Linked DNA regions of Mus musculus: all the other regions are linked to region 2. A link is a loop called in an ENCODE intact Hi-C map of the cell type or tissue named here. Cell type or tissue: left cerebral cortex. All regions are shown on one strand. Each heading gives the region's core, and the rest is flanking DNA. Links, peaks and the distances in the headings are about the cores only. Region 1 overlaps Ube4a (ubiquitination factor E4A). Region 2 overlaps Ddx6 (DEAD (Asp-Glu-Ala-Asp) box polypeptide 6). Region 3 overlaps Kmt2a (lysine (K)-specific methyltransferase 2A). Region 4 overlaps Kmt2a (lysine (K)-specific methyltransferase 2A).

Region 1 (7,630 bases), core at 1,142-6,141, 310 kb after region 2:
CAACCTGCCCCCAAGAAAGCAGAAGAGACTAGGTCAGGGAGGCCCATGTGGGGGCAGTGTAGTATAGACCACACTGAAAAGCAAATCCTTGTTTGTTTTTTATAGTGTTCTATACTTGTAGAAAGTTGCAGGGTCAATGACACAGAAGGTACTCACAAAAGTTACCAGCTGGTCAGACGCAAGGTGCACTGTTCTCAGAAAATGTTACCATATGCACAACAAATCTGAAGCTAATTATGCAGAGTGAGTGGCCTCTCACAGGAGCAGGGTGCAGAGTGTGTGGTTATTATGGAAAACAGACATTTTAATGATGCAGAGTATGAGCAGCCCAGTACAAGCTTTAGAGTACATTGGTGAGGTCAGAGGATAATCTTTGCACAGTGAGAAAACTATGTAGGTGAAAAAGACTTGATTCTAACAACCACACCTAGAGCAGCCATATTCAGGCACACAACCTAAGAGCATCGCCCAGCCTTCTGAAGAATAAGATAATTATTCTTCACAAAATTTCACTCTAATATTGAAAAGAAGACCTAGAACTAAAAGCTACTGACAACTGGTTCTACATGTACAATCCTAAATCACTTCCTTGGATCTTGCAGACAGCTACTAGGGTGACAGTAGGAAACTAGATGCCAGGCATTTCTAGATCTGAATTTAGATTGTTGAGCAGATCAAGCACATGTTGAACTTCTGTGACATTTAAAATGTCAACAACAGGGCAGAAACACTGTCTAATAAAGACATTTTCATCCCCCTCCCCCATGAATTTTCTGCTGGAGGAGTTGAAAAAACAAAACAAAAAACCCCAAAACCTTACATTAATTTAAGTATCCTGAGAATGCATTAAAAAAATCAGTATTCCAGGCCAGGCATGTGATACACACTGTTACACTGTTAATCTCAGCACTCAAGAGGTAGAGGCAGTCTGGTCTACAGAGTGCGTTCCAGGATAGCCAAAGCTACACAGAGAAACCCTGTCTTGAACGAAAGAACAAACAAACAAATAAACAAAAAACTATCAGTATTCCTGGGTCTGGGGCGATGGCTCAACTGATAAACTGCTTGCATATGCGAGCAAGGGGACCTGTGTTTAGATCCCCAGCACCCATGTAAACACGAGTGTGCTGGTGTGCCCTGCGGTCCTAATGCCGGGACACAGAAACAGGAGGATCCTGGAGTCTTGCTCAATCAGTGAGCTCAAGGTTCAGTGAAAGATCCTCTCTCAAAAGATACGGTGGGGGAGCATCTGAGAAAGCCACCTGACCCCAATCTCTGGCTTCTAAATCACACCTGAGCATGGGTGCCCTGTTCCCACCAATTAAAAAAAAACCCCAGTATTCATAATACTCTTTCTACAGATGAGATGTAGGAGTTGTTATTTCTCCTCCTTATCCTGGAAACCATTCTCTGCTCAACAAAGGGAAAAACTGTGGAGTGGCATATGGCTGGTTTGCTAGAAATGGATGCTTCCGGAACGTCTACACAAGCTCTCAGCCTTCCTGTCTTTAGAAGCAGTCCTCTCAGGTCCGCAGCTCTTATGTGCTCGGATTGTCTATCTGGAGTCCCTTACACCAGTCTCTCAACTTATGAAAGTTTGTCTCTTGTCTTTCTTTGGACATCAGAAGTAATAACTCAATGGTAAAGAGTGAAATGTAAAATGACAGTAATTAGATTTTCCTAGATAATAACAAAAAGGCAGGGATTGAAAAGTTGGCAAAATGTGGAGAAAATATTAGTACAATGTTAATTTTAAAGAGAGATTTAAAAAAAAAAAACCCTGTAAGTAATCCGTACAAAGTGGACTCAGGTAAATTTAAACCAGTGCATGTGACTTCCCTGTGCCATCCTAACAGGGCTCTTCAGACTCACTGCCCACCTTCAAGCTGTCAACACAACTAACGGGACCATTCTTTTCCAAGACATCAAAGGAGTTACCTGTGAAATCCCAAGTACAAGGTATACTCTGTCAGGGCCAGGTTCTCCGTCACAAGGTTGTAGCTCTGGGGGAACGTTGGCTCCTGCACAGCTGGGATCAGACAGGTCTCCTTGTCCAAACCTCGAAGAAGCAAAAGGAATGGTGATGGACTGCTCTCCACAGACATCGGTCTTGGGCTCCACTCTCCCTCAGCCTCCATATTTCTACAATATCTTCCTTGTAACATATCTCCAATGACTTCCTTGTCTAAAAACACTTTCTGGCTTCCTGATATCTACAGAAACAGCTAAATCTCTTTTGCTGGACCAATGAAATCAGCAAAAAACCTAAACTGAGTGATAATACTGTATACTTTCCAAGTGATAGGCAATGGGACATTTTCCTCTTTCTGTCTGTCCGTCCGTCCGTCCTTCCTTCCTTCGAGACAGAGTCTCTGTGTAGCTCCGGTTTTCAAGGAACTTGCTCTGTCAACCAGCCAGGCCTCAAACTCACAAAGATTCACCTGTCTCTGTGTCTTGGTGGCTGAGATTAAAGGCATGGGCTACTATTACTTGGCTATTTCAACTTATTCTTTGCTTTTCAGTGTTTTAAGATAAATTATTTTTGTGCAGATATTGGTTTTGTTAATTTATAAGAGGCTAAAAAAAATGCCCCCAAACCTAGAAGGAAATCAGTCAAAACCAACAAGAGATTTGTTCTGAGTGACAGATCAGGGCCCACTCCTTTTCACTTCTCCATATTCACGTTTTCTCCAGTCCGGTGCCAGCTTTCTTCCTCCCACCCCACACTCTTCAGAGCCCAATCCTGTCCCTTGCTCTAACTACAAGGAACTTCTCACTATTCCTCAATCAATTCTTTCCATAGATTTTTTTTTCTAGATAGCCTCCAACTCCAAGACTACCTGCCTCTGCCTGTCAAGTCAGTGCGTGCTGCTGCTTCCACAGGCTGCCACCTCTACATCAGCTAGTCTCTACACTCCTGCTCCTTTGCCTGGTAAACTCTGACTTGTCTGTTGAGACATGAAGACGACAGCTCTGCAGAACTGGTTGTTCAACCATACTGCTGTTGTCCAGAAAATGTTGATAACCTACCTGTCTGCCCTCTTCTGGAACCTCTGAGTTCAAGAAGGATAGCAGCTGTATCTGACTGCACTTTATAAAAGATGAGGAAATGAATATCCAAGGTTGCCAGAATCAGACGGAAGGTCTCAACAAGGCCTAACATTTAAAAGCTAACAGGTGCTGTTTTTCAAAATTCCATGTTATTTAACTTGTTCTCATCTGTTTTGAACAAGGGGCACTTTCTCAAAGGCCAAGGGAGCAAATGCTTCAGAGGTGAGACACACTCACTGTTTTGAAGAGCCCAGTTCCCCACCTACCTCTCATATGCACACTTTTAATTTTTCGTTCTTCATCATTCAAGTCCTTGAGGACACAGTACGTGGGGTTAAAGGTGAGGAGCCGGGAGGATCTGGGCTTGCAGAATGGCTGGCACAGCTTCAGGAGGGCAGCACCCAGATTCAGAAAGAAGGCATCCGAGGCATACATTTGGAAGAAGATTTCGGGCATCTGATTGGCCCAGATCTTGGTGCGGCCTGCATTTGCATGCAAACAGTTTCCAAGCCAGAACAAGATACAGTGCTTGGTTTCTGGAGAGAGCTGGAGCAAGTTCTTCAGCATCTGGTAGATCTTTTCATGGAACTGAGCCATGAACTGTTTAGCCAGAAAACACAACCACAGAACATTCCAATTTCACAATCCTGGTATTTTCTTTTTTACTCCTAAGCCCCAGCAAATACAGGTTTTTAAATAAATGCTAATCTTAACCTTTCCCTTTTCCCCTTTTGTACCTGATTTTCTGATTCTGATATATGTTTATTTACACGTCATAGATATTATATGTATTACTGGATACTTAGGAGACCTTTTCTGGTCAGCTGCCATATTGCACAGATTTAATAGGTTTCACAGTAGGGATTTTTGGTACAGTGTTAGGTGATAAATCCTTCGGCTCAATTTTTCAAATGGTTGTCACAGCATTACTCACCTCTACCACTGTAGTATGATACTGAGCCATAAATGGAACAGATAGACATGGCTATAGTCAATAAGTGTTTTTAGTTTTTATATTACATTTATTCAGTGTCAGTGTAGTTGTATGTGGGAGTAACACACTAGGAAGCATGTATGAGCACGTATGGGAGCAGATTCTCTGCTGTGTGGCCCTGGGGAACAGCCTCGAGGCAGCAGACTGGATGATAAGATCTTTACTCACTGAGCCAGCTCCATGGGCCCAGTAAATCCTTCTTTATAAGAAACAAACACACACCAAGGGCAGTTAGTTTGGCCACTGTTGTAGTCTGCTAAACACCTGCTTGACAGCACCGTGATGACTTAACAGTAACGGGACACTTAACTGTGCCCTGTTTGGCCATCTATGCCTCTTCATCAGACTACTGCTAAATTCTGTTAAGAGGCCTATGCATGAAGAGGAGGAAGGGGAAGATTTATAAGATAGATGGCTCTCGTCATAAGGATTATGAGCTGAGTGACGACAGTGTCTTGGCGAGAAGGGCAAGAACTGAGGGGTGTGCAGCACTGTCACACTGGGCAGATCTCACCCACGCCAACCATCATCCCCTTTTTAGTGAAGGACTGAAGACAGTGACACTGTTCTTTTCTTTTTTTGAGACAGGATTTTTCCACATGTCATGGAACTCACCATGTAGACTAAGCCTGCCTTTGTCTCTGTCTGCTGAGATTATAATAGGTGTGTGTCAAGGCTGATTTCTTTGCTGCCTCCCCCTGCAAGCCCCCCCCCCCTTTTTTTTTTGAGACAGAGTTTCTCTGTGTAGCCCTGGCTGTCCTGGAACTCAAAGATCCGCCTGCCTCTGCCCCCAAGTGCTGGGATTAAAGAAGTGCACTCCCCCACCCCCGCCCCTTCCATTATTTTTGAGACCCTCTCTCCTATAGTGTAGGTTTGCCTAGTACTGGCTATGTAGCTCAGGATGACCCCCTGACTCTTACTTCTTAAGTGCTAGGATGACAAGCATGTGCCACCCCACACCCTCAATCAGGGGGCAATTTTGTTATGTTCTTATGACAAACGCCAGCCAGACTAATTAGCTTTCCTAGGCAGGATGAAGCAGCCTTATCCCTACATGGCTCCTTGGTCATCTCAAAGCAGGGGCTGTGGCAGACACCCTGGGAGGCGGTTCCACCTGATGGATGTTGGCCTCCTGTACTTTGATCTCCTGAGGACTGGAACGGGATGGATTCAGGAAGAAGCCATGGTTCTCTACCACACCCGGAGTCTTTAACAAGCACGAGATATTCAGGATGACTCCCAGCAAGGTCTTCTGATACATCTGCCCATTGCTGGGATCCTTGGGCTGAATGTATTCTAAAAACACCTGCAGGAGGAAAATCCTATTTACTCAACTGTATGATGACAGAAAGGCGATAAGATGCAGGGGTCTCAAAGAATTTAGTCTTATACAATCCCCACCCCCTTTAAAGGCCAGGTTTTGTAGAATCCAGGCTGGCCTCAAACTACAGAAAACTTTTAAACATTTATTTATTTATCTACTCCTTTAGTGTGTGTGTGTGTGTGTGTGTGTGTGTGTGTGTGTGTGTATGTGTATACGTACACCATGAGTGTAGTGTGGAGGTCAGAAGACAACTTGTATGTAGGGGTTGGTCCTCTCCTTCCACCACATGGGTTCTGGGGATCAAATTTAGCTCTTCAGACTTTATGGCCTTTACCCACTGGACCAGCTCACCAGCCCTGGCCTAATGGCATCAACTTCCCTGTGTAGCTGAGGATAACACTGATCTGCCACTTCCCAAATGCTAGGATTCTAGGCGTGTAATACCACACTTGGCTTTCTATAGGCAATGTTCTAGTGCCCTCAGGACAGGAAGCATCAACTTATTAAAATGCCAGCACCAAGAGAATACAATGCTTTGAGACCTACCTTGGCCATATCCTTCTGCCTAGTGAAATAGAGAAGAATGTCCAGATATGCATACAGGAGGATCTGGCAGAGTTCCAGATCTTTTATTCGGCTGAGTAAAATATCAAACACTGGAATCATGACTTCAGGAAATGTTCGAACCTCCTCATCCAACAGCAAGGCTTCAATGACCTCTTCTAAAAATTCAGTTACATCTTCAAAATCTAATAGTAGACAGACGAGAAAAGAAGGAGGCTGTGACAGATTTTATGCATTTACACTTTCATGCTATCTGTCTGTCTGTCTGTCTGTCTGTCTGTCTGTCTGTCTCTGCTGTGATGCAGCGACTGAACTGAAGACTTGCTCAGCTCAATGCTAGGCAATGTTCCACTACTGCTGACCAGCGAACTAGATACCCACTTCCCAACAATGGTTCTTTGAGATTTATTTACTTTTTTGTGTTGTTTTGTTTTTGTTTTTCGAGACAGGGTTTCTCTGTGTAGCCCTGGCTGTCCTGGAACTCACTCTGTAGACCAGGCTGGCCTCGAACTCAGAAATCTGCCTGCCTCTGCCTCCCAAGATTTATTTACTTTTATTTTATGTGGATGGGTGCTTTGCCTGCATGCATGTACCAAGTGCAGGCAGTGCCTTTGGGGCCAGAAGAGTGCAGTGGATCCCCTGGAACTGAAGTTACATGCAGCTGTGAGCCTTCATGTAGGTGATGAGAACTGAACTAGGGTCCTCTGGAAGGGCAGCTAAAAGTGCTCTTAACTGCTGGGTCGTCTCTCCAGCCCTCTATGGTATCTTTGAGAATTCTGCTAGTATTGAGGCTTAAAGATCAAGGTGTAAGCTTCCCTCCTTAACTTCTGTCAGAATCATAGTGACTCTGAGACCCTCTAACGCCCGCCATTAGAGGAGTTTTAAATTGGTATTCTAAATTCAGATAGTCAAAGACCTTGCTTCTATACTCACGGGCTCCCTGAATAGCTTCCAACATCAAATCTACCAGTTGCTCATGGATGTTTTGGTCAACATAGATCTCTGGGGTGAGGAGAACTGTTCGAGTGTTGGACACAGTGAGGTTTCTGCACTGCACTGCAAAGGGGAGTAGGTTTTCTGGAACTTTGGTAATCTGCAACGAAGAGAGAAAAGCATATAGCTTTTATAACATGGAGCAAGGGTAGGTACAGTACACAGGATAGAAAAACAACATATCCCAAACCGTATTGGTTTCTTTTCTTTTGTTTTTTCCAGACAGGGTCTGTCTGTATAGTCCTGGCTGTCCTGGAACTCATTCTATAGACCAGGCTGGCCTCAAACTCAGAGATCTGCCTGCCTCTGCCTCCTGAGTGCTGGGATAAAATGTGTGTGCCGCCACCACTTGGCAGTATTGATTTCTTGGGGACTGAAAATTCCTGACAGATTTGTAGTTTGGCTTTCAGGCTCACATGCTAAACTTCTAATCCTGAAGCCCAATTAAGTATCTCCACCTCATGGGAAATGTTAGAAGATTTGGAATTTGTTTGGTTCCTGTTGTTTTATTTTGGTCTCACTACAAAGTGTAGGCTGGCCTGGAACTCACTGTGTAAATATGTAGACCAGGCTAGCTCTGAACTTGTAGCAATCATTTGTCTGTGCCTCATGAGTAGCAATCCTCATGATTCACAGACATGTGCTACCACACAGCTGAGAGATTTACAGACATGTGCTACTACATCAGCTGACCTGATGTTTGG
Region 2 (7,630 bases), core at 1,295-6,294:
TGTTTGTTTGTTTTTGTTTTTGTTTTTTTTCCGAGACAGGGATTCTCTCTATAGCTTTGGCTGTCCTGAAACTCACTCTGTAGACCAGACTGGCCTGGAACTCAGAAATCTGCCTGCTTCTGCCTCCCTTGGAGACAGTTTCTATGTGTAGTGCTGGCTGGCCATGAGACCCTGCTTCAAAATGAGAGGAGTTGTGATTTTTTTTTTTTAACTCTGTGCCAAGGTGACATATCCCATCGTAAGTTGGTTATAGCTCATCTCTGTGAGGTGCATTTGAATCTGAGGTCTACCATTTTAGTATAACTTATTTTATGAATACTTGGTTTTGAAAAGAGATTCATCCTTTAGAGCAAGAGACAAAATAAAAAACCAAAAAAAAAAGGTATAAACTTGGGGCAAGAAATGGGAGCTCTTGCCTTAGCATGCCTGAAAGTCTTTACTTAATGACTGTGTTCCCTCCCACTCCAGAATTCCCATCTGCAAAAACCCTACGAGATAAACCTGATGGAGGAACTAACTCTGAAAGGAGTAACTCAGTACTACGCATATGTAACGGAGCGCCAAAAAGTGCACTGCCTCAATACACTTTTCTCCAGGGTAAGTAGTGGGCTTTTGTGCTGAGTCCTGTCCTTCACTAATTCCTAGCAAGTTGGACAATTAGATCATTTTCCCTTTCCTTTCCTTTCCTTTCCTTTCCTTTCCTTTCCTTTCCTTTCCTTTCCTTTCCTTTCCTTTCCTTTCCTTTCCATTCCTCTTCTCTTTTTTTCTTTCTTTCTTTCTCTTTCTTTCTTTCTTTCTTTCTTTCTCTTTCTCTCTCTCTCTCTCTTTCTCTCTTTTTAATTTTATTTTTGACTTTATTTTCACTGTAAAAAATCTTACTGTTTTGTAAAAAGTAGCTTTAATTGGCTTACAGTTGAAACTGATTGACACAGGTGCTTTATATTGTTAAATAATTTACTGTAATTACAGTTCATCCTTTGTGAATACTAATTGCTAAAATTTATTTGTGACCCCCAAATTAGTACTGAAGGTTTTGGTTATTCTTAGACATATACATTGTGGACTTAAAAAAAAAAATGATCCCAGCTAAGGTCCAAGAAGAGGACAGACATTCTGTCTTCTTGTTTTACTTATAAATGCTACAATTGTTTTTCAAATTTTGGTGCTGTTCATCATTCATTCCAAAATGACGGCCTCGCTGCTGCCGACGTGCTTACCTGTGTTCTGAAGCACAGGGGGACTGATGTGTACTACACAGGGAAAACATGTACTGGGTAAACCTCCTGCAGGCACGGGTTATATTGGTTAGGACTATAGACATACTAAATAAGACATGCTCAAAGAAAACACATAAATTGGCATGTTTACCAATTTATAAAATGTCACCAGAGGCTCACAAGTACTTGTCATTTTCTCTAGAAACAGTGTTGTTTTAACTTGTTTGTTTTCTTTATTTTAATGAGTCTGTGTCTGTGTGGGGTTGTACGCATATGAGTGCAGTTTCTGGAAGCATCCAGAAAAGGGTGTTAGAGCGCCCGAAGGAGAGTTACAGGTAGTTGGGGCCCACACTGTGTGAACTGAACTGAACTTGGGTCTTGTTGAATAACAGTGTGTGCTATTCACTGCAGAGCCATCTCTGTAGCCTCAAAGCAGTGGTTCTTATTTGCTGAGTCAGTGTTAGCAGCGGTGTATTGTAGGACATTACTGTGTTGTCTCTGCAAGTTAGGTGGCCCTTATGAGATAATCTTCTCTAGGTCGACAAATTTTCATCTGAAAGCTTGGCTAGATATTTTCATGATTGGATAAACAGATGCTTCTGTCTTTCTCATCTTTCTCATCTTCTGTGCTTAGCTTCAGATAAACCAGTCCATCATTTTCTGCAACTCCTCCCAGAGAGTCGAGCTACTCGCCAAGAAGATTTCTCAGCTGGGCTACTCTTGCTTTTATATCCATGCTAAAATGAGGCAGGTAAGGATAATTTCGAGAACTTGCATAGATTTAATAAAGAAATATTTTCCTAAGTATTTCTTATATTTTCTTTTGTTATAATGTTGTATAAATGCCTTGTGTGTGAGAGTAAACTGTTGTCTTAAGGTAGGTACTGCTGTATTAGTGGTAGAGCAGTGTTCCAGAAAAAGAACAAATGAACGGACTATTTAGTAGACAAAGAGACCTTCACTTAAACCAATAGGTTTAAAAAGCAGTCCAGAAATGTCAGATCTTGGGGCTGGAGAGATGGCTCAGTGGTTAAGAGCACTGACTGTTCTTCAGAAGGTCCTGAGTTCAAATCCCAGCAACCACATGGTGGCTCACAACCATCTGTAGTGAGATCTGACGCCCTCTTCTGGTGTGTCTAAAGACAGCTACGGTGTACTTAGACATTATTATTAATAATAATAGTAATAATAATAATAAATCTTTAAAAAAAAGAAATGTCAGATTGTCCATGAAGTCCTAGCATTTAAAGTAAGTGAAAAGCTCAGAGTCATTATCTGTTCCATACTAAGTTTGAAATCAGCCTGAGTGACATGAAATCCTGTGGGGAGGGAAGGGCACAGGAGACATTCTTTTGGGGGGAATTTCTAAATTTGTTCTGTTTAGTGCAATAACTTTATTACATAGCTCCATGTACCCATTAGACTAGGTAAAAGCAAATACAATTGAAAGGTTTGTTACTTAGTCAAATCCCTGAGGCTGGTGACTCCATTATTGGAGAATACCAGTGCAATTTTTTTTTTTTTTTTTTTTTTTTTTTTTTTTTACAGAATGCACTGCTCTAGATTTTAATATACAGTAACTCCTCCTTACAAAGGAGAGTTCTGAGATCCCATATCGGATACCTAAAATCATAGACAGTACCAGATTGTATGTGCATGCTTGCTATGATGCAGTTTATACATTGGATATGGTAAAACGTTCACTAGGATAATAAAATAGAATAAATATGACACTATATTTGTCATAAATGTTACGTGACTATGATCGCAGCATGGCTTATTATGCCTGTCCTTTTTGATAGAATGCTTGTATGATGGAATGAAGTGTATCATACAGACATTGAGTGATACAGCTCTAGACTGCTACAGAAGCATAGGTAGTTGTGTAAACAAATTTGGGGTTGAAGAACTGATTGGGTAAGAGAAACCATGATGAAAATTTTGAGTTGTCTATAAATTTTACTCAGTTTTTATATATCCCCCTACCCTCCAGGAACATCGAAATCGTGTCTTTCATGATTTCCGAAATGGCTTATGCCGCAATCTTGTTTGCACTGGTAAGTGTTTTTGTATTTCTTGGACCTACTGTTTTCTTAATTGGCTGGTTGGTTTTTTTGTTGTTGTTGTTGTTGGTTTTTTTGTCACATAGTGAAACCTATGTGACAGCTCCTTACACCCTGCTGCCACTTTGACAGCTTCTGAAGACAGGGGTGCCTGCTGTTTAGTTCCTAGGTTGAGAGCAGGTGCTATTCAGTGCCTGACCTTGGGTTCCTCCTAGTGCTCATGCTGCACACGTGGCTCTAAATTAGGTTTTGCATTTATGTGCTTTCTGAACAGTTCTAACATACAAGGTGAGCAAACACAAAATAAACTTTACTCGAAATTACATTTTAGAAGTTGTGTCTATTTGATTTTTTTTTTTCCCAGAATCACATTATTCTATACCGTAAGCCAAGATTTTCTAATTTTTGGTTGTTCTATTACTACAGAAAAATAAGCCTGGGTAGGGAGGGGGAGACACAAATTTAGCTCAGAAACTAATAGAATGGTGCCTTCGCACCTATGTACTTAGAATTTAATCTTACTATTAGTGTGAGAAGAAGAATCATTTGAGGAAGTAGAAGGACTTGGAGTTTGAACTATAATGTATATATTGGTAAATTGCTCATCTTTATTTTTCATGTGAATTTTCACATACGCATGTACCTATACATTCAGATAAAATTGTATTTAAGAAGTTTTGGTTGGCTGGTTGGTTTTGTTTGTTTTTGAGACAGGATACTACTATATAGCTCTTACTGGCCTGGAAATTGGATATGTAGAGCAGACTGGTCTTAAGCTCACTTCTTTTGTTAGCTGGCCTTGGCCGCTTAAGTGCTGAGATTAGAGGTGTGCAGCACCACACCTGACACAATTATATACATAATATATATATACATTAAAAGATTTATTTTAATTTGTGTCTGTGTCTATTCTGTGTCTACCACGCTTGCACAACAGGTGCCTGCGGAGGCCAGAAGAGGGCATTGTATCCCCTGGAACTGGAGTTCTCAGGCAGTTGTGAGCCTGTTGATATGGGTGCTGGAGATGAACGCACATCTTCTGGAAAGAGCAGCAAGTGCTCATGTCCAAGGAGCCATCTCTTTAGCCACCTATTTTAAAATATAGTCAGGATTTTTGGGAAAATGCACATAAACAAAACACTTGTTACTGCTACCAGATATTAAATTTGGTTATTCCTAGTAATCAGGAAGTAACTGTAAAAATAACTTTATGGAGGCAGTCATATTATTGAGTGGTTAGCTTTTTAAAGTTGTGTTTAAATATTTAGCTGTGTATAGATATTTTTTTTTTGGACATTTGGGAAACCTATAAAATAGCTTACTAGTGAAAGTAAAGTTGTTAGTCAAATTGAATATTCATAAGAAAATTGAGACTCTTGCTATCAGGCACCTGCCTCCAACTCCATTTTTCAACTTTAAATAAAAAGTTGGCTTAAGAGCTGTAAATTCAATCCCAACATTAAAAGAAGACAGACATTGATAGTATTACTACACTGGTTAATTGGTTTATTTGTTTGTTGAGTCAGGGTCTCATGTAAGCCAGGAGAGCCTAAAGTTCAGCTTGGGATGGCCTGCTTCCTCTTCTGAGACAAAGGATTGTGGGTACTGATATGCCAAGCTTTACCTGATCTTGGAATCCTAGGATTGCCTAGGGTTAGGGTTTTATGCACTGCACTCATTCAAGATTCTTAATGTATATGTGGAATGCTTTGGTATATAAAATCCTACTTGTTAGGGTGGCTGACACAGTTTGAGGCTAGCCTGTGCTACAGATTGAGTCCTTGTCTCAAAAAAGCAAAGTAATGAGAAAATGCCACTTCTCCTTCAAGGAATGTTAAATTAATTAGAAAGTTGGTATTAAAACTTGCGTACCATGTAATCTTCATTAAAAGTACTTGATTTTGCCATCTCAGAATCAGCCTTAAGATGGAGTACAAATGAATGAGCATTAAAAATAAAATTGTAAAAAACAAAAAACAATAACAAAACTAGTTGGTGCCAGGTGTTGTGCAATCAGCAAGCACTTGGGGTAGGGGCAAGAAGGTCACTTCAGGTTCAAGACCTTCCTGCTCTCTGCTAGCCAGAGGCCAGCTAGAACTACAGTGACCTGTAGTGAAGATAGTTGAGCTTGGTTGACAAGGGAGTAATGTAATTATTATCCTAGTGGTTATTGGAATACACAAGAAATAGCTGTCAAGTCGTTTCAGAAGGGACGGGGTTTTAATTGGCTTTATGGACTGGGTAAATTTGATGTGGAGAAAAAAAGATTTCAAGTTTGAAGACTTGGGTTAAGAATAGTGCATAAAGGTCTACACAGAACGGCAGTGTGTGCTCCTAATCCTGACGTTTGGGGGTTTGACAGAGGAACACGAGTTCAAGACTAGCTTGGGCCACCAGTGATCCCCACCTCAAAAAGAATTCAGTGTCGTGAGTGGTTTTGGAAGGTTGTTGTGAGAAAGGAAGGAACCCTGATTATGACCCTGTTGTGAGCGTGAGGGACTTTGCCTATTAGTTTACTTAGATGAGTTGTAAATTGTTTACCATAAGTGGATGGAGGACTTCTAAAAGCATAATTAGTGAATTACCTTTCAATAATGAAAATCATTACTTGTTTGTTTGTTTGTTTGTTTGTTTTTTCAGATCTGTTTACCCGAGGTATTGATATACAAGCTGTGAATGTGGTAATAAACTTTGACTTCCCAAAGCTGGCAGAGACCTATCTTCATCGTATTGGAAGATCAGGTAAGTAAGAATGGGGGTAGCCTCGCAGACATTGCTTGATGAGAAATACAATCTTTCATTTTTCCTTTGTGAAGTAAAGTATAATAGCTGTGAGAGCAGTGAAATCACATCAATTGACTTGTTTGATATTTAAAACTAAGTAATTTTTTTATTAATCATTTATATTTGGAGACGGGGTCTGGCTACATACATAGAAAGCCCAGGTTATACTGGAACTTAAAATGTACCTGCCTCAGTCTCCCAAGACCTTGTGTCATTTATTAGAGTTAAGCCTGATAGAGCACCTGAATCCAATCCTGATACTTACGTAACAAGAGAGAAACAGCTGTCAACACACACACACTTTTTTTTTTTTTTTTTTGGAGACAGGGTTTCTTTGTGCTCTGGCTGTCCTAGAACTCACTTTGTAGACCAGGCTGGCCTCAAACTCAGAAATCCGCCTGCCTCTGCCTCCCAAGTGCTGGGATTAAAGGCGTGCCCCATCATCGCCCGGCTAAATTATAAAACTTTTTAAAGAATGTTCTTTAAAGGTAAGCTGACTGTATGTGGTGTACACTTGGGAAGAGGAGGCAGGTGACATCTGAACACCTGTGTGTTAGAGGCCAGCTGGGGTTACAAACTGATTTTGAGGCCAGCCTCAAACAACATGATTGAGACCCAATTTCGGGGGTTGGGGGAGTTAAAGTAAGCTGGAAATGGTGGCACATACCCTGTAATCCTTGTGTTTGAGAGATTGAGGCAGGAGGATCATGATTATAGTTGGTAGGGGGGTTGGGAGAAATGGGTTTGCTCTCAAAGAGCCTGTAAAGCCCTCTGTTTGATTTCCAGTACCCACATCAGGTAACATAAAAGCACTTGTAACTGCACCTTGTTAATAACAAAAAGTTAAGTCACATAGTATCTCACAAGAAGAAAGAAGGAAAGAAAGAGGTTAAAGTAATTACTATATACTTAAAGTGAAACACAAGAAAACTGGATTGATTGAATGGTGTAGTGTACAAGTGTATTGTTCAGTGTGTGTATTTTGACAGTCGTACAAACGAGTATCCAGTTTGTCATTTCAAAACCAGAAAATTAGGTATAGCTGTCCCTCGGGGTTCATGAGCAATGGGTTCCAGGACCCTTGCCAACATCAAAGTCTGGGTAGTCTCTTAAAAGCATGTGGTATTAGCATATAACTGGTGTCTATGTTACACTGTATTGTTTAGGGAGTAGTTGTCCAGAAGTCTGCTGCCTGTTCAGTACAGTTGATGTGCCAAGAGAAAGACCTAAGTTGTTTTGTTTTTTATTTGTTCAATCTTGTTTGTGCCATTCAGAATGCCACCAAATGAATATATTGCTGCTCTGTGTTTTGGCATATTACAGACTTGTTAATACATGTTGCTCTCAAAACATGTTAGATAGATACATACTTTTATATTTGAATCACTTTATTTACCACTTAAACTTTTTGCCAATTTTAAACTCATTAAGCACATTTTTCTTTAGGTCGCTTTGGTCATCTTGGCTTAGCCATCAACTTGATCACTTATGATGATCGCTTCAACCTGAAGAGTATTGAGGAGCAGCTGGGGACAGAGATCAAACCCATCCCAAGCAACATCGACA
Region 3 (7,243 bases), core at 2,244-7,243, 180 kb after region 2:
ACAGCTGTGCCTTCTGTTTTGTTGCCTTCTCTCCCGCTTGTGGGGATACTCTGGCTTATCCCCCAAGTTGCTGGCAGGTATGCTGAATTTTGGCAATGGACTCAAGGCTGAGCTGAAAGAGGAATTTCTCGTTTCTGTGGTTGACAGTGAGTGGGAGGGCAAGGCAAACCAGCTGGAGGAGGAGGAAAGGTGGGTTCCCCCCGTCCTCAGGGATTGGGGTTGTAGGAAGAGGATGAGGAGGGGGCTCACAGTACAGCATGGCCTAGCAGGGCAGTGACTAGGTCTGTTAGCTGAGTTCCCCCCACCCTCTGACTGGCCTTTGGGTCTCTCAGGATGAACGCATGACCCATCAGTGCATTTAATCTTTCAGTAACAAATGCAGCTTACATTTTTTCATAAAAAAAAATTAGGAATACAAGGATTTACAAAAAAACCTCACACAGTGCAATAAGAAGGAAACCAGACACTAGTGAAACCCCTTGGGCCACTGCGTCTTGTTCATGGGCAAAGGAGGGTAGGAGGTGAGGTCTGGGTAGAGTGCTTTTCCCCAGTCCCCTGCTGGCACTTCTCCATGATGACAAGGAAATCTCTGCCATCCTGGCCACAGTGCTGGGCTTCCCACAGTGGAAACAGTGACAATGTTCCAGCAAAGCCACCAGACAAAGTTCTTAAGGTCACAGAAGGAAAGGAGCCCAGGATGGAAGGCACAGCAGAGCCACGAGTCCTGGCAGAGAGTTCTGGGCTGCATCATATTGCTTTGCTGACTTCCATAAGAGAAAGGGTGCCCTGCCCTCCACTCGGACTACGCTACCCTGAAACCTTGTGGCAGGCGCAGAGATCTGCTTGATCGTGAGTGGTCATACTGTGCTTCAGGTTCAACAATCTGCCCCGAGAGGGCAGGAGGCGGTCAGTGGGTTCTCTGCGGGTACAAGGACTTGGTGGGCAGAGAAGGAAAGGAGGTGATGGATGAGGCAGATGTGATGGCGAATGTCAAGTTGCAGCTTCTTGGTTGCTAACTCAGAAAGAGAAAGGGGAGCGAAACGGAGCCTGCTGCTTCCCACTCTGGGGCTGATCCAGAGGGAGGGGGCAATACAGCAAAGAGGAGGAGACACTGGTGTGCTAAGGTTCTGTACCCTCAGTCCTTGGCCCTGGAGGGCAGTGGCCTAATGGAGTGGGTGACCTTCTTTTTCAGTTACTATAAAGAGCAGACCCAAGGAACATTTATGTCAATGGGCACAAACGAGCTACACATGGAACAACAAAAAGTACACTTTCCAGGGGGAAGCTGGGCAGGGAAACCAGACTTTGTGTGGACAGCTGAATATTTTCTCTCACTTCATCCTATGAAAATAAAAAATCATTAAAAACCGATCTTCTTTTAAATTAGGATAATACCGCGGTTTAAAAATAGCCTCGTCATAAGTGCTTCTCCCTATGAAGTGCTTCAAATAGAAAAATATACAAAATATATTTACATTATAAAACCTTAAATAGTAAACTGTAAACAGAACAGAGGAAAATCCAATGACTTAATCTAACAGGTTCAAGACTCTGTCTTGGGGGAAGAAAGAAACATTTGCTGCTGGCTGTCCACACCCTAAGGAGTAACCAGGGCAGTAGTGTCATTGAACTTGCTCAGCCACAGGCTGCACACGGGTGGCAGAGGTCCCTTAGCACATGTGGTCTAGTCCCCCAAGTTTGGGGCCTTGAAATCTGATTAGTGTTCTTTCAGCTGGACCCTGACCTTTTAGAAACTCATCTTCCTATGTCTTCAGAAAGGGGAAAGAGAGTAAGCACGTCCTGGGAAGGGGATGGGCATATCCTGGCTATGGACTCAGGCTGCTGCATGACTCAAATCCTATTTAAATAATCTTTAGTCTCTTGTTTAAAAAAACCTCGCTACATACATCTCTTTAAAACTCTCAATGGAGCTTTATGAGATCTCCAAATTCCGTCTGGTTACGGCCAACGGCTTCTGTCCAATTCCCCACCTGGAGTGCTTACTGGCTTGGGGGACTTTCTGTAGGCACTTCCTATACCAAGTAGGGAGTGCCCTTGAGCAGGGAGGCAAGCTCCCGCTACCCAGAAAGAATGGGAAAGCAGCAGATGAAGGATGGAGGAGGGGAGGAGGGAGTAAAGAGAAGGGATGGAGAGGGAGCCGCTCCTATCGTCAAGAAAGGTCACTGGCTACGGTAAGGCTCACAGGGTAACACTCCCACTTACAGCCACAGGCTCAATGTTTGGTAATTAATTGGCACAACCCCAAGACAGCCTTTTGACACCGGAGGTGCTAGGAAACCTGTCTCCCAACCAAAGTGAACTCTTAAGTGGGCAGATAGTAGGGAAAACCACTAGGTCATTTGTTTGTTCAACAGATGGCCACAGGACTGGCCTAACTGGCAAACTACCAGGTATCTCACCAACCCTGTATCTGGGGTCTTGTCTGACCCATCGTTTTTAGGGAGAGGGCTAAGATGAGGATGACAAACTGCTCTCTGAGGACATGCTCAGACCCACTGTAAGGAACCCTCTACATGCTCCTTGCAGGCAAATTCTCCCAGGAACCAGTTTCTCAGGTTTTTCAACAATCAAAGAGGGCCCAGGGGAAAGCCATCTGGGGATCTTTTCTTTGAGACCCTTCTCTCTCCAAGACTATGATCACATGATGTATATGTAGGACACTAGGGACCAGCCAGAGGACCCTCAACTGCCTGCTCAATCCTTGGAGCTCTTGGGTGCTGGGAAGTCCTTCAGCATGGCTTTGGGTGGCCCTGGGTCCTGGTTCTCCATCACAGGAAGATGAACAGCTTTAGTTCAGGAACTTGCGGCATTTTTTGGCGCCACAGTTGCAGGGTAGCTTGTTGCTGGCGTCCTCAATGGGGAACTTATAGTCATAGGTGAGCTCCTCCCCCCGGTAGATCTTACGCATGGCGAAGATGACAATGTGCTTCTGCCCATCAATATTGATGACCCGGGAGTAGCAGTTAGGCTCACAAGAGTGATTGATGAAGCGTGCAGCATTTCCATGCATGGTGGCATCCACTACCTCCGAGTCATCAATTCGGAACATGTAGCAACCAATGCCCTACACACGAAGGAAAAGGAACCATTTTATTTACTTATGATTTTATTGAAACAAAGCTAAAGTCTTACAAATGCTAAGCAGGCAGGCAGCCTACCACCGAGCCACATTCCCAGCCCTGAACTTATTATGCTTTCTTTCAAGTGCTATGGGACGTGGGTGAGGGTCAGAGGATAACGTTTAGGAGTCAGATCTCCCTTTCTACCACATGGGTTCTGGGGACATAATTCAGGTAACCAGGCTTGATAGCAGGCACTTTAACCCACTGAGCCATCTTAGGGTTTGTCATAGGATTTCCCTATGTAGCCTAGACTGGCCTTGAACCTGAGGATACCTGTGCTAGCTTAGATGATGGATGACACGTACGGTATTATCATACCTGGCTGAACTTGTCATCACTCAGGTTTAAAAACAATTTGCTTTGCTGCCCCGATGTTACTATAGCCACAGAGGAGCCAAGTTTCTCCTACAATTTACACACTTCTCAGAATACCTGTTTTTAACATGCTGAGAAGGGGTTTCTAGATTCCAGGCCCCAGACTGGAGGAAAACTGTAGCCATGTAGTTTTGATCCTGGATCCACAGCCAATCATCAAGGAACTAATTACTAATTACTAATCTTTAGAGGAGGCCAGAACAGTTATGGGCTCATCACAAAATATGTACAATGTTTTAAAAAGGTTTTGTGGACTCAAGTCCGCCTTCAAACAACAGCACCAGCAGCCCAGCACCAGCACCAGCACCAGCACCAGCACCAGCAGAAGCAGAAGCAGCTCCCCACCTCTGAAGTGAAAGCCTGTTACTCTTGAGGTCCAAGGATCATGCTAAGCTTTGATGGCCCCTACCTACAGCAAAGAGAGGCACCCAGGGAGTGAGCTGTGGCACACACCTTGCTGTCATAGTACTTCTCACGCTTGTCTGTCTGGATGGAGCGGATGACGTTGCCGGCGTATTCAATCACCATCTCTCCTGCATCGATGTTTCTCTTACAGAAAAGACCCCGACCATGGATGGGAGACCTAGGCCATGGAGACAAAAAACAAACAAACAAACAAAAAACAAACAAACAAAACAAACAAACAAAACAAAAACAAAAGCACAAATTTCCTTTAAAAAAATGTTTCGATTTACTTTTTATGTGTATGAGTGTTTTGCCTGCATATATGTATGTATGTGTACCATGTACATGCTTGCTGCCTGTGGCGGTCAGAAGGAACTGTAGTTACAGACAGCAGTCAACAACTGCTGGAAACCAGGCTTGGGTCCTCTGCAAGGGCAGGGAGTGTTTTTGATGGGAGTGTTTTTGATGGCCGAGCCATCTCTCCAGATTCCAAAACACAAATTTTTCAAATTACTATGAACTGTACTGACAAAGTACTAAACACTAGTGACTACCCCGCCAAGTACTGCAGGAGTGGGACATGCCCTGCAAAAAATCTATAGAAATCTCAACAACCTAAGGAGACATGCCACTCTAGTATCTGGTCCACTTTATTTGGAAAAATGTTAGTGTTCTCAAATTCTACAACCACAGCCCTACCTGTAGACACCAACCGCCTCCTTAGAAGTCTTCTTCAAGTGCCGGAATCTCATGGGCATTGGGAGATCCATGCTTGTTGCCCTCCTAAGAGAGAGGATGATGTTATGAACTCAGTGTTCTGAGGAGTGGGTTGAGGGTGCTGCAAAGTGAGCACACTGTTCACTTTCAGCTAAGAGTGCCTCGGACCCTCTGTCTCTGCCTCCTGAACCCTCACTACACCTAAATCACTGTGAGTTTTCTCCAGACGAGGTTTTTGTGACCCAGGCTGAGGTTTTTGTGACCCAGGCTAACCTCAAACTTGAGGCAACACACTCCTGCCTCAGCCTCCTGAGTGCTGGGACTACAGGCATGTGCCCATGCTGACTAGCTCCCTATTAATACAGGGCTTTTTAGGACAATGGTGACTGGTGTCACATAAACAGCTGCTAGGATAGATTACTGTTAAAGAGTACATGCATCCTACAATTACTCACATTTCTTCTATCTCTTATTTTTTTGTTACTAGCCAGCTACTACTGCCTCAGTGTAAACTGTGACTCGGTCTTCCAAATATCACCCAGGAAACTGCCATCCCACCGATGCCCCCACACTCTTTTGGTTTTTTGTTTGTTTCCTTTGAGACAGGGTCTTATGTAACTCGGGCTGGCTTTTAACTTACGCTCAGAACGTCGCTGGGGCTGATCTTAACCCTGAGATCCCCTTGCTTCTAAGTCCTGAGTGCTGGGATTACAAGTGTGTGGCACCATGCCCAGCTGAAGAGTGGAGCTCTGATGACTAGTAACAAATTTACACATATTAATGACTGTTCCACATCACAGCCTACCAGAAACAGCAGCAGTCTGCTGTATATCACACTAAACCCTTGTTCAGTGCAGAGCTGCCGGAGCGTGAGGTGTCAGGTGACTGGGTAGGATTCCTTACCGTGCGGATTTCAGCTGGACCTCTTCCTCTTCCTCATCGTTAGGGTTGTACTCAGGGGGCTGTCGATGTTTAGAAGCCAGGAAGTTAAACATGTCAAATGCTGACTTCCTGGAGCCAAAAGATTAAGGTTTGTTTTTAGAGCAACGTTCTAATAAAGGAGTAAAGATGGTGCCATTACTACTGAAGATCTCAGAGGGCAAGCAGGACAAGAGCTGTCATTAGATACTAAAGCCAGGACCTCAAATGCTCGTCAGACAAAATGGAACTTGCCTTAGGTGGACCTCAGCCCTGGCTGAGCCGTGAGGGTTCAAGGGGGGTTCGTTGGCCTCTTCTGGTTTGTGGAAACGGAATTTGTAATTCCGACAGTGCTTGGCCCCAGCCAGCTGCTCAATCAGAAACACAACGGCATCATGGAGAATCCCCAGCATCCGCAAACCGTTCACACCTACAGAAGGAGAGGCACCAGGGCAGTAAGCGGTGTAGCCGACAGGAAGCTGCACAGCATCAACAAATGGTTGTTAGAGGGTAGCAGCCAGAGGCTACCCGGGCTCAGGGACAACAGACATTGAGAAGTTAGCCTTAGAATGCTAGTGAAATAATGGCGGACCCATCTGTCAGTACGGATGAATGGTTACCATAAACTGCTCTTGCCAAGCTCTGGCCTGTCCCCTGTGTGCTGAGTGTATAGAAGTACCATGTGCCACTTCATTTTATGTTCATAATGGCCACCCAATGTAAGAATCACAAGGTTCTTTTTTTTTTTTTTTTTTTGTAAGATTGAACAAGAGCCTTGTATATACTAGGTAAGCGCTCTGAGAACTCAATACGCCTCACCTTCACAATGGTATAAGCATTCAAATTTTCTCTTTATGAGAACATTTCTATCGTGAGAATTTTGGTTCTTTAAAAAACAAAAAGTTATGTGAATGTTTTTGTTTTAACCCCAGGTGTGAGATATGGGGCTGCTTCAGTGTGTTCATAGCTCTACGAGGGGCATGATCTTTGCCAGCTGCGGATAGTTTACGTATGGAATTCTGGGGACTCTGGAGAGGAGATAAATCCTAGAGCCCCTAGAAGGGTGCGAGGTGCTCAGAAGAGGCGGGCAAATGCTGCTTCCCTGATGCTTCTGGTTGCTGATGTTGTAGACTGTCAAGTGTTCATGAGCAAAGAGAGAAGACACTGGAGATATCTGGACAGTGTAGACTGGACTTGCCCCAAGAAACTCATTGTCCCTAATCAGCAGGAAGAAGCTTGAACAGGTCTGCTCCCCCTTCCCCTCTAACCTTCTTTCTCTTCTAGCTGGTGTCCGAGGATCAGAAGGAGATTAGGGTGGAATAGGGTTAGAAGGAAGGCAGACATGCACATTTGTATAAATGTTTGGGGATGGATATTTAAAAGGCATTTTTCTTTTCTTTTTTTTTTTTTTTTTTTTGGTTTTTCGAGATAGGGTTTCTCTGTGTAGCCCTGGCTGTCCTGGAACTCACTTTGTAGATCAGGCTGGCCTCGAACTCAGAAATCTGCCTGCCTCTGCCTCCCAAGTGCTGGGATTAAAGGCGTGCGCCCGGCACCACGCCCGGCAAAGGCATTTTAAAGAAACAAGACACTGTAGTTGAGGTTCTGTAAGCACTGTCAGGATACTTCCTGCAGTTGCAAACACTCATGTTCTACACATCGTTATTAAGTATATGATATTTCAACTA
Region 4 (5,000 bases), core at 1-5,000, 190 kb after region 2:
TAAAACAGAGAGGGCTCCATGACACTCCACAGTAGGAGCCCTCGTCCCTCTGACAGGACTATCATCCCCTCACCCACTTCTACCCCCTGAACCACAGCAGAGCAGAAGCAGGTCCAAGGATGAGCACTGTGTCTGACATCAAAGCGAAGGGCAATCAGTGCTGCAGTTCCCGTCAAACTGTGCACTAAGCTAGTCTTAGCACCGCCGATCACGACCGAAAGCCTAAGTGACAAGAATTCTCGAGCACCACGAGAGCACCTTGCGAGCCACTGCGTGACACCCAGAGCACACAAGCCCACAGCTGCAGAATTAAGCTGCACATCACTTACCGTGTCACTGAGGGCTGGGGTGCGGGGTCGGTGTCTCGGTGTGGAATGTGTGCTTCAGAACTGGTCCGCAAATGGGAAACTTTGTGCTTCTTGCCGCTCCCCTTGTCTAGGGGCAGCTGAATCCGTTTGGCTTTTGGTTTTGGTTTAGTGGGACCTGGCACTGAGGAACTTCCTGACTGCTGTCCAGAGGATGGGGAGCTCCCTGGAGAGGCGGAGCTGGCTGGCTTAGCTGAGGGTAAAGTCTTGTTTTGCTCCAGCCTCACACCGTTAGGAGCTTCTGCTGTCTGGGTGAAGTTGGACGGCTGGGTCCCCGGAGCAGAATCGGGATCCCGGTCCCGCTGTGAAGTCAGGGTACCGGTTTTGCCAGCTAGGAGCTGGTTTCCTCGCTGTAGCTTATAGTGTTCTTCGGCCTCCCCAGGAGGGGATGCAGCTGTCATGCCTGCAGTCTGAGAAGAGGGGAGCACACAGATACTAGATGCTGCTGTCATTGCAGCAGCAGAGGGAGTCTGTGATGTCCCCAGCTGGGGGAACATTCCTGAACTTGGTGGTAAAGCCACAGGCTGGTCCTGAATGCCCAGGCTCTGGTGGCTGGCTTTGATTAGAAGATGGCTTATTGAGCCAATATCTGGGGTCCCAAGCAACCTCTGGTTGGCTAAGGTGACATGACCTGGAACTGATGTGCTACTTGTAGGGGCTGCTGTAGTTTGCATGGATACCACATTCAGGACGGACGAACCGGATGCCAAGGCAGACACAGGCCCAGATGTCAGGTGGCTAGTATCCTGGCTTATCGTTGATGAGCCCGCTGCTGTGGCAGCGGTTCCGCCCACACTCTGTGGTGGTAACAGGGGTGCCTGTTCAAAATACATGATGCCAGATTTAGATCTTTTTATGATGTTGGGGACAGTTCGGTGAGATGAAGGGTTAAGTGACCCCAAGTCTAACAGACTGGGGTGGTTTGAAAGCTGGGAGGGTGTGAAGTTAATCAGCGTCATGTTAGAAACCACATCAGAAGGGGCAATATTTGAAGGGGCACTAGAGGGAGCAAGTTTTTTATTCTTTCGAGTGTGCAGACGAGATATGGGTCTTTTCTTGAGTCCAGAGGATGGAGTGGCCACTGTAGTAGTGAGGTCTGTCCTCTGGTTGGCTTCTGAACCCAGAAGTTGGGGATCGGGAGGAGGCTGGACCCCAATGAGCAGGCCTGAAGGAGGACTGCTGATGTTGGGAGGGAAACTACTTTGAGCAGCTGCGGGGAAGGAATGTAGGTGCTGGTGGTGAGGCACAGAGAGCAATCCTTTGCTAGCAGGAGGGAACAGAGACGGAGAGGGTGGCAAGCTTGGGTTTAGTCCTGTGGTCAGGGTGAGCCCACTTCCCATGGGCCCCAATACCGAGGTATTTGTCTCCATCACACTGGGTGTAGAACTAACAGGAGAGGTCAACTGGATTTTTTGGGTCACTCCATTTGGAAGAGTCTGGAGAACATAAAGTGGCTGCATGTTCTGATTAACAACAATGAGTTTCTCAGTGGCTGGTTTCAGGTGGGGTGGAGTGGTCTGGACAGCTGCGTTAGAGATCTGAGATGGGCCAGGGCTGTCAGTGGAACTGGGCACATACTTCTGGTTCTGGACGGGAACAGTGGGGGAAACAGGTACCTGAAGGCCAGGAGTGCCACTGTTTCTAGTTAAATCCTGACTGTTGCCATGGCCTTGTTCCACGGAGCCACAGGGAGGGCTGGAGATATGGTCTGCATCCATGTGTCCTTGGATGAAATGATCGGGTGTCATGTGGCCTTCAGGAGCAGGGTCTACTCCTGGACTCAGCAGGGCTGGGTCACCCTCGGAAGAGGCTACTGATTTTTCTGTGATGGTCACTCGCTTCTCCCCTGAATCTGAGATTACGGCCAGTCTGCTGGGATTCTGGCTGGGGACAGTGGGGCTGCGGGTGGTCAGGACAGAGAGGTCAGATGGCAGCTCAAGAGGCAGCTCAAACTGCTCCTCTGCTGAGATGGAAGAGGAGACACTACTGTCCACAGGCTCTGTCGCTGGCAGTTGCTGAGAAAACACTTCAAAAAGACCTATATCCTTTTCCCTATTACTGTCAAGACCCAGTCCTTCACCAAGAGTCAAGAGCTCAGAGGAGGACGACTCCGGGCTCTCACCCAGGGCCTGCATAGATGGAGTATTCTTTAGTACAAAGTCCATGATATCTGAAGGCAGGATGTTCCCACAGTCATCACTGTTGTTATTGTCAGAGTCTGACTTCAGCAGCTCAGCGTTGTAAGTATCCAGTAAGTTTTTGTCTGAGGGGGTGCTTGTGTGGACTCTGCGGCTCGATTCCAGGGAGCTGAGCTGAGCTTCCAAGGAATCCTGGCCCTGTGCTTTCACTCTGCTTACAGAGTGGCAGTTATCCAGCTTTGGCTCGTTTTTGTGGCCAACAGCACTCTTAATGACATGCTCTTTCTCGCCAGCATCTTCAGGTCGATCAATCTTTAAGTTTTCTGTTCCATTTTCTTTGCCATTTCTCTTTGGAATCTGGCTGCTTTTCCTGCTTGTGGCAGTGACACTGGTGTCACTCTCTGTCCCATCATCCACACCATCCAGCTGTGAAATTTTTGGAAGATCACATTGTTCTTCCTCCCGAAATAAATTATGGGAGGCCAGCCGCTCCTCTCCACCCGAGGAAATCACAGTCCGCGTGAAGTTGTAATAGTATAAGTCATCTTCGTCGGAAGTGCTCAGGTCGTCGGCCCCATCTACCTGGCCTTCTGCTGATCTCTTTCCTCGCTTTTTCCCAGTGGAATTGCTGTAGAACGGAATGTCTTCTTCACCGTAAGACCTGACTCCATACAGTGGGGTGAGCCCAAAGAACATGTTAGACCGTGCGCGGGCACTGCGCCGGGGGTACCGCCTTTTAAAAGAGCCATCCTCCTGAGGCTTGGGGCCATCTGGAATCATCAGGTTTCTGTCCTGTTCTGGAAGATTCTGGTAGTTGTTACTTTGAGGATCTTGGGATAAGGTATTGTTGGGGCTCGGCTGAACTCCTGGGCCAGCTCCTGGGCTTCTGGAGGCTGAGACTGGCTCTGCTGGGCACACTGACTCTATGTGTGCGGGGGAGCCAGGGCCACTCTCTTTCTGGGTGTTTTTGGATTGATTCTCACCTTCCATCTTCAGAGGTGTCACTTTGACCGAGCACTTCCGGGGTGCCTGTAACTCCTTGGAAGATCCTTCCACTTGTGTGGATTGACCTTTAGGGACTCCTGAAAGAGGAAGGACTTTATCTCCAATCTTCTCAGATGAAACATTATTACATGGTCGTTGCCCAAGAAACCCAGGAGTCAACACCTCATCAGCAAACTCTGGCTTTAGGTTTCCTTCCTCACCGGTTGTCACCTGGCCAGGTTCCAAGTAGGATTTACTGGAATGCTTTTCTTTGCAAGTCTCTTTAGAAGACTTTTTCCCTTTCTGTCTCCTGTCTCTAGAACTAGACCCTATGTGTTCATGTAGAATGGATGGCCTGTGGCCCATACCAGGGAGCTTCAAGGTTTTGATTTCACCATCTTCATTTGGAGAGGGCTTTACTGACTGGGAAGGATCCATGTGCTGGTCTCTGTCACTTCTTTGGCCCCTCAAGTGGAGCTGTGGGTAGGACACTGTATCCTTAGAAGAAAAGGGCACTGTAGAGGGTTCAGCAAAACTGCCAATTTTGCTAATGTTTAGTTCTCCAGGAGTTGCGTTATGAACCTGTGGTGTCAGTTTAGGGATTCCAGGGTAAGCTGTGCTATGTGCAGATCCATCTGTGCTCTTGGAACTTGAAGTTCTGTTTTTCTCTCCCTTTACTAAGGAGCCTTTGGGTACCAAGTCTGAAGCACTACACCGCTTCACTTCCGAGGGTGACGACCCATCCAGATGACTGGTTTTGGAGCCTCCAACTGTCCTCTGTGAGCTTGAAGAGGGGGGAGCGCTGTGCCCGAGATTAGCACTTGAACTCAACAGCCCTCCTCGATCCGATGCTTTGGCACTGGCCTCAGGATCTGTGGCAGTCCCAAGGCTGGGGACTGAGGAAACACTACTCCTGGAGTAAGCGCTCCCCGTTCTCACTGGAGACATTATGCGGAGCTTGGACCGCAGGGGTGACAAGGAAGAAGTACTGTGACGCCTAGAGCCAATGCTCCGAAGACCAGAAGACAGTAACGGGTCACCGACTGTGACGATTTCGTGAGTGGTTGGGGTAGGACTTCCTGAACAAGGGAGAAAAAAAGAAAGTCGATCAAGGACAGAAAAAGTGTGCCAAGTCACTAGGTTCAACCACGTGGATATACCTGCTTATAGGCAACTTTTTGGTTAGTAAAAGTCACAGAGTTAAGGTTGCCCAAGAGAATGGTCAGTGAGTCAACAAGTCCTTTACCTGCAGAAGGCAATGGGCGGCAGCCAGGGGACCTCTGTGTAGGCGAGTAGCTGGGTGTTCGAATCCTAGGGACCTTCGAGATGACATGATAATAACAGGAGCCTGAGGTCTGTGAATGAGGCCGATCTGGCGACGGAGGACTGAGAATTGCAGCTGTGCTTTGACTGTCCTTACACGATGCATCTATGATAAATAAAAATGTGTAACTGGAAGAGCTCAGTTTAAATACCCACAAATGAACCAATATAAAGCCCACTAGCTATCAGG

Evidence for each region. A loop is a pair of places that touch in the nucleus more often than their neighbours do. Peaks named below come from ENCODE experiments on the same cell type or tissue, not always from the same donor. Only the 100,000 strongest peaks of a DNase experiment are listed, where the experiment ranks them.
Region 1: it touches region 2 in a loop (3-fold over the local background); 5 of 42 quality-filtered maps call a loop at or near these places.
Region 3: it touches region 2 in a loop (2.5-fold over the local background); 5 of 42 quality-filtered maps call a loop at or near these places.
Region 4: it touches region 2 in a loop (2.2-fold over the local background); 5 of 42 quality-filtered maps call a loop at or near these places.

The regions. Positions count from the first base shown.
Region 1 is chr9:44,942,867-44,950,496 of GRCm38, forward strand. Ube4a (ubiquitination factor E4A) reads right to left here. Exons shown (of 21, transcript NM_001346698.1): 7 at 6,867-7,026; 8 at 5,916-6,118; 9 at 5,160-5,351; 10 at 3,318-3,651; 11 at 1,939-2,059; 12 at 1-4. Among named protein-coding and RNA genes, the nearest start is that of Ube4a, 19 kb to the right of the region's middle. In left cerebral cortex, for the core only: no CTCF peak of the experiment used is centred there; a DNase peak (open chromatin) is centred at 3,548.
Region 2 is chr9:44,628,173-44,635,802 of GRCm38, forward strand. Ddx6 (DEAD (Asp-Glu-Ala-Asp) box polypeptide 6) reads left to right here. Exons shown (of 14, transcript NM_181324.3): 9 at 469-597; 10 at 1,852-1,968; 11 at 3,211-3,274; 12 at 5,921-6,022; 13 at 7,511-7,630. Among named protein-coding and RNA genes, the nearest start is that of Ddx6, 27 kb to the left of the region's middle. In left cerebral cortex, for the core only: CTCF peaks have their summits at 2,355 (motif pointing left) and 4,215 (motif pointing right); no DNase peak of the experiment used is centred there.
Region 3 is chr9:44,805,093-44,812,335 of GRCm38, forward strand. Kmt2a (lysine (K)-specific methyltransferase 2A) reads right to left here. Exons shown (of 36, transcript NM_001357549.2): 32 at 5,814-5,988; 33 at 5,544-5,651; 34 at 4,623-4,706; 35 at 3,972-4,101; 36 at 1-3,085. The coding sequence ends at 2,810. Among named protein-coding and RNA genes, the nearest start is that of Ttc36, 5.8 kb to the left of the region's middle. In left cerebral cortex, for the core only: no CTCF peak of the experiment used is centred there; a DNase peak (open chromatin) is centred at 5,219.
Region 4 is chr9:44,817,954-44,822,953 of GRCm38, forward strand. Kmt2a (lysine (K)-specific methyltransferase 2A) reads right to left here. Exons shown (of 36, transcript NM_001357549.2): 26 at 4,734-4,916; 27 at 330-4,566. Among named protein-coding and RNA genes, the nearest start is that of Ttc36, 18 kb to the left of the region's middle. In left cerebral cortex, for the core only: no CTCF peak of the experiment used is centred there; a DNase peak (open chromatin) is centred at 2,674.